Linked DNA regions of Mus musculus: region 2 is linked to region 1. A link is a contact called in ENCODE POLR2A ChIA-PET data. All regions are on one chromosome and are shown on one strand. Each heading gives the region's core, a stretch centred on a gene start or an enhancer-like site at or near the end of the contact. The rest is flanking DNA. Distances are from core to core; before and after follow the strand shown. Region 1 holds the start of Mtln (mitoregulin). Region 2 holds the start of Bub1 (BUB1, mitotic checkpoint serine/threonine kinase).

Region 1 (5,954 bases), core at 1,875-4,374:
TAGCCAGTTTGTTAGTCTATGTCTTTTTATTGGCGAGTTGAGACCATTGATGTTAAGAGATATTAAGGAAAAGTAATTGTTGCTTCCTGTTATTTTAGTTGTTAAAGGTGGCATTCTGTTCTTGTGGCTGTCTTCTTTTAGGTTTGTTGAGGGATTACCTTCTTGTTTTTTCTAGGGCGTTGTTCCCGTTCTTGTATTGGTTTTTTTCTGTTATTATCCTTTGAAGGGCTGGATTCGTGGAGAGATAATGCGTGAATTTGGTTTTGTCGTGGAATACTTTGGTTTCTCCCTCTATGATAATTGAGAGTTTGGCTGGGTATAGTAGCCTGGGCTGCAGTTTGTGTTCTCTTAGTGTCTGTATAACATCTGTCCAGGCTCTTCTGGCTTTCATAGTCTCTGGTGAAAAATCTGGTGTAATTCTGATAGGCTTGCCTTTATATGTTACTTGACCTTTTTCCCTTACTGCTTTTAGTATTCTATCTTTATTTAGTGCATTTGATGTTCTGATTATTATGTGTCGGGAGGAATTTCTTTTCTGGTCCAGTCTATTTGGAGTTCTGTAGGCTTCTTGTATGTTCATATGCATCTCATTCTTTAGATTTGGGAAGTTTTCTTCAATAATTTTGTTGAAGATGTTTGCTGGACCTTTGAGTTGAAAATCTTCATTCTCATCCACTCCTATTATCCGTACGTTTGGTCTTCTTATTGTGTCCTGGATTTCCTGGATATTTTGAGTTAGGATCTTTTTGCATTTTCCATTTTCTTTGATTGTTGTGCCAATGTTCTCTATGGAATCTTCTGCACCTGAGATTCTCTCTTCCATCTCTTGTATTCTGTTGCTGATGCTCAAATCTATGGTTCCAGATTTCTTTCCTAGGGTTTCTATCTCTAGTGTTGCCTCGCTTTGAGTTTTCTTTATTGTGTCTACTTCCCTTTTTAGGTCTAGTATGGTTTTGTTCATTTCCATCACCTGTTTGTATGTTTTTTCCTCTTTTTCTGTAAGGACTTCTACCTGTTTGATTGTGTTTTCCTGTTTTTCTTTAAGGACTTGTAACTCTTTAGCAGTGTTCTCCTGTATTTCTTTAAGTGATTTATTAAAGTCCTTCTTGATGTCCTCTACCATCATCATGAGATATGCTTTTAAATCTAGGTCTAGGTTCTCGGGTGTGTTGGGGTTCCCTGGACTGGGCGAAGTGGGTGTGCTGGGTTCTGGTGATGGTGAGTGGTCTTGGTTCCTGTTAGTAAGATTCCTCCGTTTACCTTTCGCCATCTGGTAATCTCTGGAGTTAGTAGTTATAGTTGACTCTGTTTAGAGATTGTTCTTCTGGTGATTCTGTTACCGTCTATCAGCAGACCTGGGAGACAGATTCTCTCCTCTGAGTTTCAGTGCTCAGAGCACTCTCTGCTGGCAAGCTCTCTTACAGGGAAGGTGCGCAGATATCTTGTATTTGGACCTCCTCCTGGCCGAAGAAGAAGGCCCAAAACAGGACCTTTCTCAGACACTGTGTTGCTTTGGCAGTTCCCAGGTGGTACAGACTCTCACCTAAGCAGACTAAATTCCTAAGTTCCTTGGAGTCCCGGGACCAAGATGGCGACCGCTGCTGCTGTGGCTTAGGCCGCCTCCCCAGCCGGGCGGGCACCTGTCCTCCGGTCCGGACGGTGGCCGGCTGTCCCCGGCCCACAAAGGGTGCTGCCTCAGCGCCTCTGTGCTTCCGCCTGTTCCAGAAGCTGTCAGGTTCTCTGGCGCACCCTCTCACCTGTTCAGACTAATTTCCTAAGTTCGGCGGGTCCCGGACCAAGATGGCGACCGCTGCTGCTGTGGCTTAGGTCGCCTCCCCAGCCGGGCGGGCACCTGTCCTCCGGTCCGGAAGGTGGCTGGCTGTCCCCGGCCCACACAGGGTGCTGCCTCAGCCCCTCTGTGCTTCTGCCTGTTCCAGAGGCTGTCAGGTTCTCTGGCGCACCCTCTCACCTGTTCAGACTAATTTCCTAAGTTCGGCGGGTCCCGGACCAAGATGGCGACCGCTGCTGCTGTGGCTTAGGCCGCCTCCCCAGCCGGGCGGGCACCTGTCCTCCGGTCCGGACGGTGGCCGGCTGTCCCCGGCCCACAAAGGGTGCTGCCTCAGCGCCTCTGTGCTTCCGCCTGTTCTAGAAGCTGTCAGGTTCTCTGGCGCACCCTCTCACCTGTTCAGACTAATTTCCTAAGTTCGGCGGGTCCCGGACCAAGATGGCGACCGCTGCTGCTGTGGCTTAGGTCGCCTCCCCAGCCGGGTGGGCACCTGTCCTCCGGTCCGGAAGGTGGCCGGCTGTCCCCGGCCCACACAGGGTGCTGCCTCAGCGCCTCTGTGCTTCCGCCTGTTCTAGAAGCTGTCAGGTTCTCTGGCGCACCCTCTCACCTGTTCAGACTAATTTCCTAAGTTCGGCGGGTCTCAGACCAAGATGGCGACCGCTGCTGCTTCTCTTTTTTAAGTACTTAAAGGTCATTGGTCTGACAATGTCCACTTTTTATTCCATTGATGAGAGCTGTGGCTATTGCATTGACACTAGTAACTTGGAAGATTATATATTAAAATACCCTGTATACTGGGGTAAGAGAAAACGTATTAAAGACCATTTCATCTAAATTTGTTCTTTTTAAGTGTTATTAAGTTTTTTTCTCTATTTGTTTATTTTAAAATCGAGTTACCAGAAAGCTTAGATAAGAAAAACGAACAAAGCCGGGCGTGGTGGCGCAGGCGTTCCAGCACTTGGGAGGCAGAGGCAGGCGGATTTCTGAGTTCGAGGCCAGCCTGGTCTACAAAGTGAGTTCCAGGACAGCCAGGGCTATACAGAGAAACCCTGTCTCGAAAAACCAAAAAGAAAGAAACAAAACAAAACAAAAACGAACAATAGTAGATAACACTTCGGGTATGATGCAAGTGAATATCTGACTAATGTCAAACAAGAAATGTAGAAGAAACGCGGAGCCCATCAGAAACCAAGACCATCTCACATCACAGTTAAGACTCCTGATCTAAGAGTCAGGGAACTCTGCTTCCTTTCCTGTCCTTTCCTCGCGCAGACTCAGAGCGGGCCTCAAGCGAGCGCTGTGGCATCTGATCCTTGCGCCAATCCGTAGCTCACTCTACTTTGTGCTGAGTGGTTGCAATGGCGGACGTGTCTGAGAGGACGCTGCAGGTGTCCGTGCTAGTGGCTTTCGCCTCTGGAGTGGTCCTGGGCTGGCAAGCGAATCGGCTGCGGAGGCGTTACCTAGACTGGAGGAAGCGGAGGCTGCAGGACAAGCTGGCAACGACTCAGAAAAAGCTGGACCTGGCCTGAGCACGCGCTGCAGCCCGAGTCCGCCGGGTTCTCACTCCCTAAGCCCAACGCAGCCCGGATCGTGGGAGCCGCGCGACCCAGGAGTCGTCCTTGCACGGCTTGCAAGAACATGGCTTGCTTCAGAAAGAAAATAGTTTTGTCTTCTCTAACAACTTACTTTCAGGTATTAACAGCTCAGTTTGCTGAGGGTATTTAATGGGAATGTTTTACCACGTGCGATGCAGTTACACCTTAACATTTAACTTCGAAATGGGGGAGGGAGTCATTTCACGCCCAGCCTCCACATTCATAGGGTCCACAGTGGCTTTTTAACGTGGATGGCAGGAGCTTTGCGTTTCATCATAGTTATTCTTCAGTCCTATAGTTTTCTTCTCTTAGTTCATGGTTTGCGATCACAGTACAGAAATTTGAAGTTAAAGATACTACTGTGTTACTGATTTTTTTTTCTTACTGTTTTTCAACAGCTTGTCGAAGATGAAAATAAAAAGCACTGGAGAGAAATAATTTCTTGCACTTTATGAATCTATTTTTAAAATAAAAAATTAAACATCTTTGAATCTTTTTCCTCCTCACAAAAGAAAGCAGTATTTTTGCCTACCATTCAGTTTGCTGCAGTAAGAGATTTGGAGCCTGAAAGCAGAGACTTTCTGATGGAATCTCACCTTGGTACAGCCTGGAGGCAGATCTGATCAACGGACCATTATGAGTCATTTTTCTAGACATATTCAGAAAACCTAGGAGCTGTGTCAAATGCCTGAATTAAGCATTACAAATGCAAGATATTTGCACTTTGAAGAATGTAGAGAGTAAAAAAACTAAAATTAAAAAAAATAATGCATGTGATATAACGGAATATATATGTGAAAGAGAAACTGTTGAGTAAGCTTAAAGATAAATGCCAGTCCTATCAAGTGACCAAAGCCTTGGTTATTTATAAGATGTATTTCTGACGCATTGTCTACATTTTTAAGAAAATCAGTTTGTTCTCCAGGGAAACACCATGGCCCATTTTCCTAGGATTATTGAGCCTTATATGTGACTTAGATCTTATTCTATGAATCCAGCAAGGGCTGAAACGCCAGTTTTCAGAGAGCCATCCTGTCTGGGCTTTAGTTGGCTGAAGCTTTCTAGTCAGCATTCCTCACTGAGAACTAGGTGAAGATCTTTGAGGTAGAATAGGGTTCTTATCTGCCTGTGGGTGGTGGCGGTGGGCAGTTGTGTGGGGACCAGAGGTCAGCATCAGTGCCTTCCTGGACTGTTCTTCACCTTTTCTTCTTCTCTTGTATGTGTAGTGTGTGTACTGAATATATGTCCACGTGTGTGTGAGTGCATGTGTGATGTGTATGTAGGTGTAGACTGGAAGTTTGTCCTGGAGACTGCTACTTCCACTGTGGGTTCTGAGAATCCAAAGTCTTGGTCCTGTAACTACTGTTACAGATTGCCCCATTCCACCCCAGGTTTTTACATGGGTGCTGGGTGTTTAAGCCAGATCTTCATGCATGTGCAGTAGGCATTTTCCCAGGTGATCCATCTCCAGCCCCAGAGCAGGGTCAGCTCTGTTGTCAACATCATTTATTGAGGCTTAGTTGGGATAGGTTTTTTGAAGTACATTTTGTCCTAAACTGAAAACTTGGGGTTAAATTGACTTGTGGCTGGACTAGCTCCGCCTCTGGGCTGTTCCTGGAAGACCAGGTATTTGTGCTGTTTTAGGTTTTCGTTTGTTTTATGATTTTTTTTTATGAGTTTGAATGTTTTGTGTTTTGTCTGCATGCATGTCTGTGTACCACATAGATGCCTACTTGGTACTTGCAGAGGCCAGAGAAAAGTGTCACATCCCCTAGAACTGGAGTTATAAGGCAATTACAAGCTGGTTCCTGGGAACTGGACCTAGGTCCTGAGCAAGAGCAGTCAATAATCTTAAAAACGGAGCCATGTCAGCAGCCCTCGTCTCATTGCTTAAGTGCAGCATCCGGCTATGTTCATCCTTTTCTAAGTCACTTCTAGCATCCTGCTCTAAACATGTAGGTGCCCTATGCCCTTGCTCTCTACTACTACTACCTGTTTGTATGTCCTGTGTGTCCCTAGCTTTGTAGTGGACCATTCCCCTGGACATTTCTTTTCCTTCTACCCTCCTACTTAACTATATGAAGTTCCCTCTGATAAGTTATTTCTCCACCGGTGAAATGAGCCAATTCAAGCCAGATTAGTGAGTTCAATGACCCAAAGGACCAAGGCCAGAGAAATGACAGTAGGAAGAGAGAAGTTGGGGAGGGGAAAGAGAAAGAGAAAGGTTGCCGGTAGAGGGAGAGACCAAAACCTCTGGATTACTTAGGGAAGAGCCTCAGGGGGGAAGGTCAGACCAGCACCTGGGCTGTAAAGTTTAAGGGTCAGGGTATGTTCGATAAGGGCTGAGGGATGCTGGAAGAATCTGGAGACCCGGTCTGCTTTGATATGTAAAATACGCACTTCAGTTCCTTCCCAGGTTTCCCTGAAGTAAGTTCAGTGACCAGTGTTCTTGGAGAACAAGGCAGGGGTTTCGTGGTCCCTGGTTTCCCCGTCCGAAACCAAATACTCTCCTCCCCCCCCATCCCCCCACCAGAAAAGTCTTCCATGGACACGGTACTTTGCCCATTGAAATT
Region 2 (5,954 bases), core at 1,630-4,129, 39 kb before region 1:
AAAACTACCTTTGTTTCCCCTTTATTTCAAGTTACAGCAATTCTAGTACAACTTTGACTGGCTTAGTGTAGGAAAGATAACTACTCCTGACCAACCAAATGCAGTGGAGAAGGTGTGTGGCAGGAACCTCTGTGAGGCTACATTGCTGATATGACTACATAGATCTAATATGGAGGGAGGTGCCTACTCCCCCACCCCATTCAGCAGCCTCCTGAGGGGTTTGACTGCTGCCTCCTCTGCCTCTTCAAAGTCTCCCAGTCCTTTCCTTTCCTCCCAAAGCCTTCAGCCTAACAGGCAGCACAGTAGACCAAAGATGCTGCCCTCTCCACAGCCCTGAGGAGCCTCTAGACAGCCCTACAAAGACGTACCCGCCCCAAGGCAAGAGACTGGCCACTAGACATAGACCAGAAAAAATGGAATGAACGAAGCCAACAGTGATTAGCCTCTGAAAATTATGAACTGGTCTGCAGTAGACTGGAGAGGGAATCTGAATTCGTCCCCAAGAGCTGTACAAGGTCTTCAGTACAAGAGAAAGTCTCTAAAAATTGTTTCTGGCTTCTCTCTGCACACTGCACCTGGCCCTGGGAAGAGCAACAGACTCACCTCCTCCTCAGCAAAGCATTTATAGGGCATTCCACATGCAGTGGCTTATGGTGAGTTACAGCATAATCTTGGGCATTTGTGCTCAGGTTTCCTTTAAGCTGCTTCTACAAATGAATAACCAACAATGTTTAATGACTTGCCCAAGGGCACATGCCTCTCAGTAGCCTCCTGAACACCCTATCCAGGGCTCAGATAACTGAGCTACACACTACAGGACTGACTTGAGGGCATTATTAACGAATGCTGCCATTATGTACCCAGCTATTACCTGAGGACCCAGCTATCCTACTCCTGGGCATATACCCAAAGATGCTCCAACATGAAATAAGGACACACGCTCCACTATGTTCATAGCAGCCTTATTTATAATAGCCAGAAGCTGGAAAGAATCCAGATGTCCCTCAACAGAGGAATGGATACAGAAAATGTGATACATTTACACAATGGAGTACTACTCAACTATTAAAAATGATGAATTTGCCAGGCGTGGTGGTGCACGCCTTTAATCCCAGCACTTGGGAGGAAGAGGCAGGCAGATCTCTGAGTTCGAGGTCAGCCTGGTCTACAGAGTGAGTTCCAGGACAGCCAAGACTAACAGAGAAACCTTGTCTCGAAAAAAACAACAAACAAACAAACAACAACAACAACAAAAACCGATGAATTTATGAAGTTCTAAGGCAAATGGATAGAACTAGAAAATATCATGCTGAGTGAGGTAACCCAACCGCAAAAGAAAACACATGGTATGCACTCACTGATAAGTGGATACAAGCCCTAAAATAACCAGGATTCAATTCACAGACCACATGAAGCTCAAGAAGGAAGACCAAAGAGTGGGTGCTTCGGTCCTTCTTGGAGAACAAAATACTCATAGGAGCAAATATGGAGATAAAGTGTAGAGCAGAGCCTAAAGGAAAGGCCACCCAGAGACTGTCCCACCTGGGAATTTATCCCATATACAATTATCAAACCCAGATACTATTGTGGATGCCAAGAAGTGCATGCTGAAAGGAGCCTGATATGTCTGTCTCCTGAGAGGCCTTGCCAGAGCCTTACAAATAGAGGCAGATGTTAGCAGCCAAACATTGGAAGTGTATTCTTAATCTACTTTGCTTGCTACTATCTACGAGGAATGCAAGAACCTGGAACTCCCTCTAGTGGTGTTTACCAATTCTGCCAATATCATGGCCACAGACAATATTTTCGTGTGCAGCTATAAAGACATGTCAGGAATGTTCCTCTAGTTAGATGATTCTAGGAAATCAAATGGGAAATCACTCATAATTCTTTTCTCTAGGTTAGAAAATGTCTATCTGTCCAGAAGCTGCAATATCTTTTTTATCAACTTGAAGGAGCTGAAAAACTCCCAGGACCTTTAGAAACAGGAAGGTAGTAATCGCATGAGTCTTTTATGTTCTACTTGCTTTGGTCAAGTGACCCTAGAGAGGCAAAGTGGGAAGTTATTAAAACTCAAGAAGCAGGGAAGACTAGATTATTTCTCAACTCACTCTCAGGGCACATGAACATGTTAAATATTTATTCTTGGACTTCCGGACTCTTTAAAATTACTATGAATATTTTACAAATACGTGTGGGTGTGCCTTTATGTGAACCAAGTGTGGCAGAGGCCAAAGGCATGGGATCCCATAAAACTCTGGATGGACACACACACACACACACACACACACACACACACACACATATACATGGCTATTTGTCTTCATTCGTGAACCAGACATAATGATTGTGGTTTCCTCATTTGTTATATGAGTATGTGCCACGGCATGCATGTGGAGATCAGAGGACAACTTGAGGAAGTTGGTTTTCTTTCCTTCCACCTTGTGGATGCTTTTATTCACCGAGCCAGCTCACCAGCTATGCCATTTCTGTTAAGCAAAGAGGACAAAAATTCGTGAGTGACTCTCAAGACCCAAGAGGACTCAAAGGGGTTTCAGTCACAGAATCGTCACGTTCGGCCTGGTAGTGTAATACTGTAAGCCAGTTGCCATTTATACCGTTTTTTAAAAAGTAATAATAATAACTCTATGCCAAAACATGGCTAGTGTCTCACTAGAATGGAAACAAACCTTAGCTCAGTCAGCACCTAGCATAGGACTCACTAAAAGGCAAATGAAAAGAACTGCGGGCTAGGGACGGAGGGGGCGGGGACGGAGGCGGGACTTTGTCTCCCAGCAACGGCCGCAGCGATTGGCCAGCTCTCCCGCAGCGGAGACCAATAGTCAGGCGCGCTGCCCACGTTCGACATCACAAGTGCGGCTGCGCGGGGAATTCGAATCGCCGGCGGCCTTCGAGACTCGGGGTTAGGGGCTGATGGGGAGTTTGGTCGGCGGCTGGTGGGGTATTTCGCCGCTGCGCGTTTTTTCTCGTCATGGACAACCTAGAAAATGTCTTTCGGTAAGTGTCGGTCAGGTGCGGTGAGGTGGGCCGGTCGGGACGGTTAGAGTCCGGGTCCCTCAGGCGCGCTTTCTCCTCAGCGCCGCTTCCTCAGCGGGTTCGCTGCACCAGGCCTCAGCCAAGGCGGTAGCCCCCGGGTCACTCGAGTAGACGTGCAAGCTGCAGCCGGCTACCGTTTTGTGCCGAGGATTTGGGCAGTCTGCGGAACCTTCTGAAGTCACGTATCTTCTCCATGGGGAACTTCCTCTAGACGCGAGGGACGCCCCGCCTTCAAAACCCAAACTTGTGTGGTGGTGGAGATTTTTGGAGAAAATTTCAAAGTCTGATAAAAATGCCACCCAACTAAGGAAAGAATTTATTATTTCTCGATTGCCTGATACGTAAGAAAAAAATTAAAGCTGAACTTTATGGGGGGGGGGGAATGCTTGCTATTAAGTCATTTGAGGCTTCCTGCAGGCACTGATTGGTTATTTGTTTTTGTTTTGGGGTCTGGGGGCGGGCGCTTAGGTGACTTACTCAGCCTGTGATGTTAAGCCATTTAAAACTGTTAAATCGGATGTTACAAGAAATACAATTTTATTTTCATCAGTTCTTTAGGTATTCTAAGAGTAAGATATCCAAAATCTGTTGGCGTTAAGCAATTTAATTTTTGATCAGATCGACTAAGGATTTCCCCTCCCCGTTCTAAAATAGAAGCTAGGTATTTTGATTTTTAAAGACTAATTTATTTTAATGATTTGATGTTTAAGCCATTTTCCCAGGAGGTGTGGTTGGTGTGGGGCTATTCAATGTTTGTTTATCTTGGACAAATATTTGTATTTCTTATTTTGCTAAATAAGAACTTCTAAACACAGAAGTAGTGCTGACATTTCAAACATGCTAAAAAGAATCCAAAATGAATCCAAAGTGAAAAAGTGAGAATCGTTGACTTAAAAATAAATTGCTAAAATCTCTACTAAATTATGAGAAAACCATTGCAGTTTCTCTGAATGATCATTTCAGTTTGCCAGTGAAATATATTTTGAGATATAGTTTTCTGGTCATCTACCAAAATACTACTTTTAAATTCTTTTTCTCCTAATCTTATCATTTCTCAGTTTAAAAACCTATGGTTGTTTCTCAACTTGATGCATACTGAGAATACAGTTAATTGCCATGTATCCTCTCTCCAAAGTTGTACACATACTATTCTCACCCTTACTTGCTGTAACTTCTGAACTCATTACTGTTTATGGTTCCAGCCCTGCTCCTTTTTGTGAAGGAACAAAGAAGACATTTAAAATGCAGATAGAGCTTGCCACCTCTTCTCTTCACACTTTATTTGACTCTTTCTGCTCAAGTTCTGTCAGCCTGTATGATTTCCCTAACATGCCTGTGGTAGCTAGCTAACAAGTCCTTAAGTATAACATATGCCCACTCTTACTCCTTTAGTTTGCCCCCCTTTTCTATTTAATAGTTAACGAAACATGGTACTATTTTTATGTTTGTGTTTGTTTATCCCACTAGCATCTGAGGTCATTGGGCCCTGATTTGTTTGCCTGACTTCTTAAGCTGTGGTTAGGTACTATGGAAGTAAGGGAAGCAAAGTCCTCTGGGAGCATTGTCATCATGGGCTCTTCCTTTGGGACAATGTTAGATTTGGACTCAAGCCAACAGTCTCTGGAAACTCCGAATTGAATTACTGGGGCTATCACACCAAAAGGAGAGGCATTCTTTGGATCTTAGTCTAACCCTCTAACTTAGCTGTGCTCTTGAGAAATAAGACAATGACGTTGGAGATCAACTAATCTAGATAGACTATGAAGCAAATACTGTTTCTGACTTTTTGAACACTTCTGAATGATTGCTCTTTTATGTGATATTTGGGTTGTTGAAGTCAAGATTTCCATTCTCTAGTACATAGATAACATAATGTAGAATCAAATATATCTTTGTCATCTAGGAATTATTCTTTCTTTCATGTGTGTACTTCTCTATTCTAGCATGTTTGAAGCCCATATGCAAAGCTACACGGGTAATGACCCACTTGGAGAATGGGAAAGGTTAGTGCATGTTTGTTTGTTTTCCTTTAAACAAAGGAACCATATTTTACCCTGTGGAAAACTAATATCCGTGGAAAACTAATATCCGTATTTTTTTCTAGCTTTATAAAGTGGGTAGAAGAGAATTTTCCTGACAATAAAGAATACTTGATGACATTATTAGAACATTTAATGAAGGAATTTTTACATAAGAAGAACTACCACAATGATTCAAGATTCATCAATTATTGCTTAAAATTTGTAAGTATAATTTCAGGTAGATAACTAAATATAATGTTTTACTTCTGGTCCTTTCCCCTTTTTTTTTTTTTTTTTTTTTTGCTGTTGTTGTTTTTGGTTTTGTTTTGGTTTTTTGGAAGGGGGTGGGGGTTGTAGCCCTGGCTATCCTGGAACTCACTGTGTAGACCAGGCTGGACTGGAACTCAAAGAGATCCACCTACCTCTACCTCCAAGTGTTGGGATTAAAGGGGTGCCCAACAATTGGCTGGCTTTTGGACTCCTCCCTTGTTAAGATCATTTTAGACTGCCTTTTTTAATATAAATTTCTTATTTTGACTCATGAATGTTTTAGAAGTTATATAGTCAGAAGTATATATTTTAGAGCATTGGCTTCTGAAATACTGAAGAATCAATGATTTAATTTTAAACCCATCTTTATTTCATATGTCTAAATGTTCTAACATGATAGGAACTAAAAGTTAAATGAATTGTTAGATAAGAAATGTGGTTGGGGACAGTTGTGGCTCACTTGGGAGAGAGAGGCAGGCAGACATAGTACTAAAAGAAGGAGGCAGCCTGGAGGTGGTGTCGTACTCCTTTAATCCCAGTACTTGGGAGGCAGAGGCAAGTGGATTTCTGAGTTCGAGGCCAGCCTGGTCTACAAAGTGAGTTCCA

The links. ChIA-PET counts read pairs that join two places held with the same protein, here RNA polymerase II (POLR2A).
Region 2: POLR2A ChIA-PET joins it to region 1 with 11 read pairs in embryonic stem cell. The contact joins the promoter of Bub1 here to the promoter of Mtln in region 1. POLR2A ChIA-PET finds 5 or more read pairs at or near these places in 4 of 5 experiments (Patski and embryonic stem cell).

The regions. Positions count from the first base shown.
Region 1 is chr2:127,789,658-127,795,611 of GRCm38, reverse strand. It overlaps Mtln (mitoregulin), which reads left to right and starts at 3,124. Exons shown (of 2, transcript NM_001384135.1): 1 at 3,124-3,478; 2 at 3,780-4,230. The coding sequence starts at 3,145. The coding sequence ends at 3,315.
Region 2 is chr2:127,828,784-127,834,737 of GRCm38, reverse strand. It overlaps Bub1 (BUB1, mitotic checkpoint serine/threonine kinase), which reads left to right and starts at 2,879. Exons shown (of 25, transcript NM_009772.2): 1 at 2,879-3,018; 2 at 5,001-5,060; 3 at 5,162-5,300. The coding sequence starts at 2,993.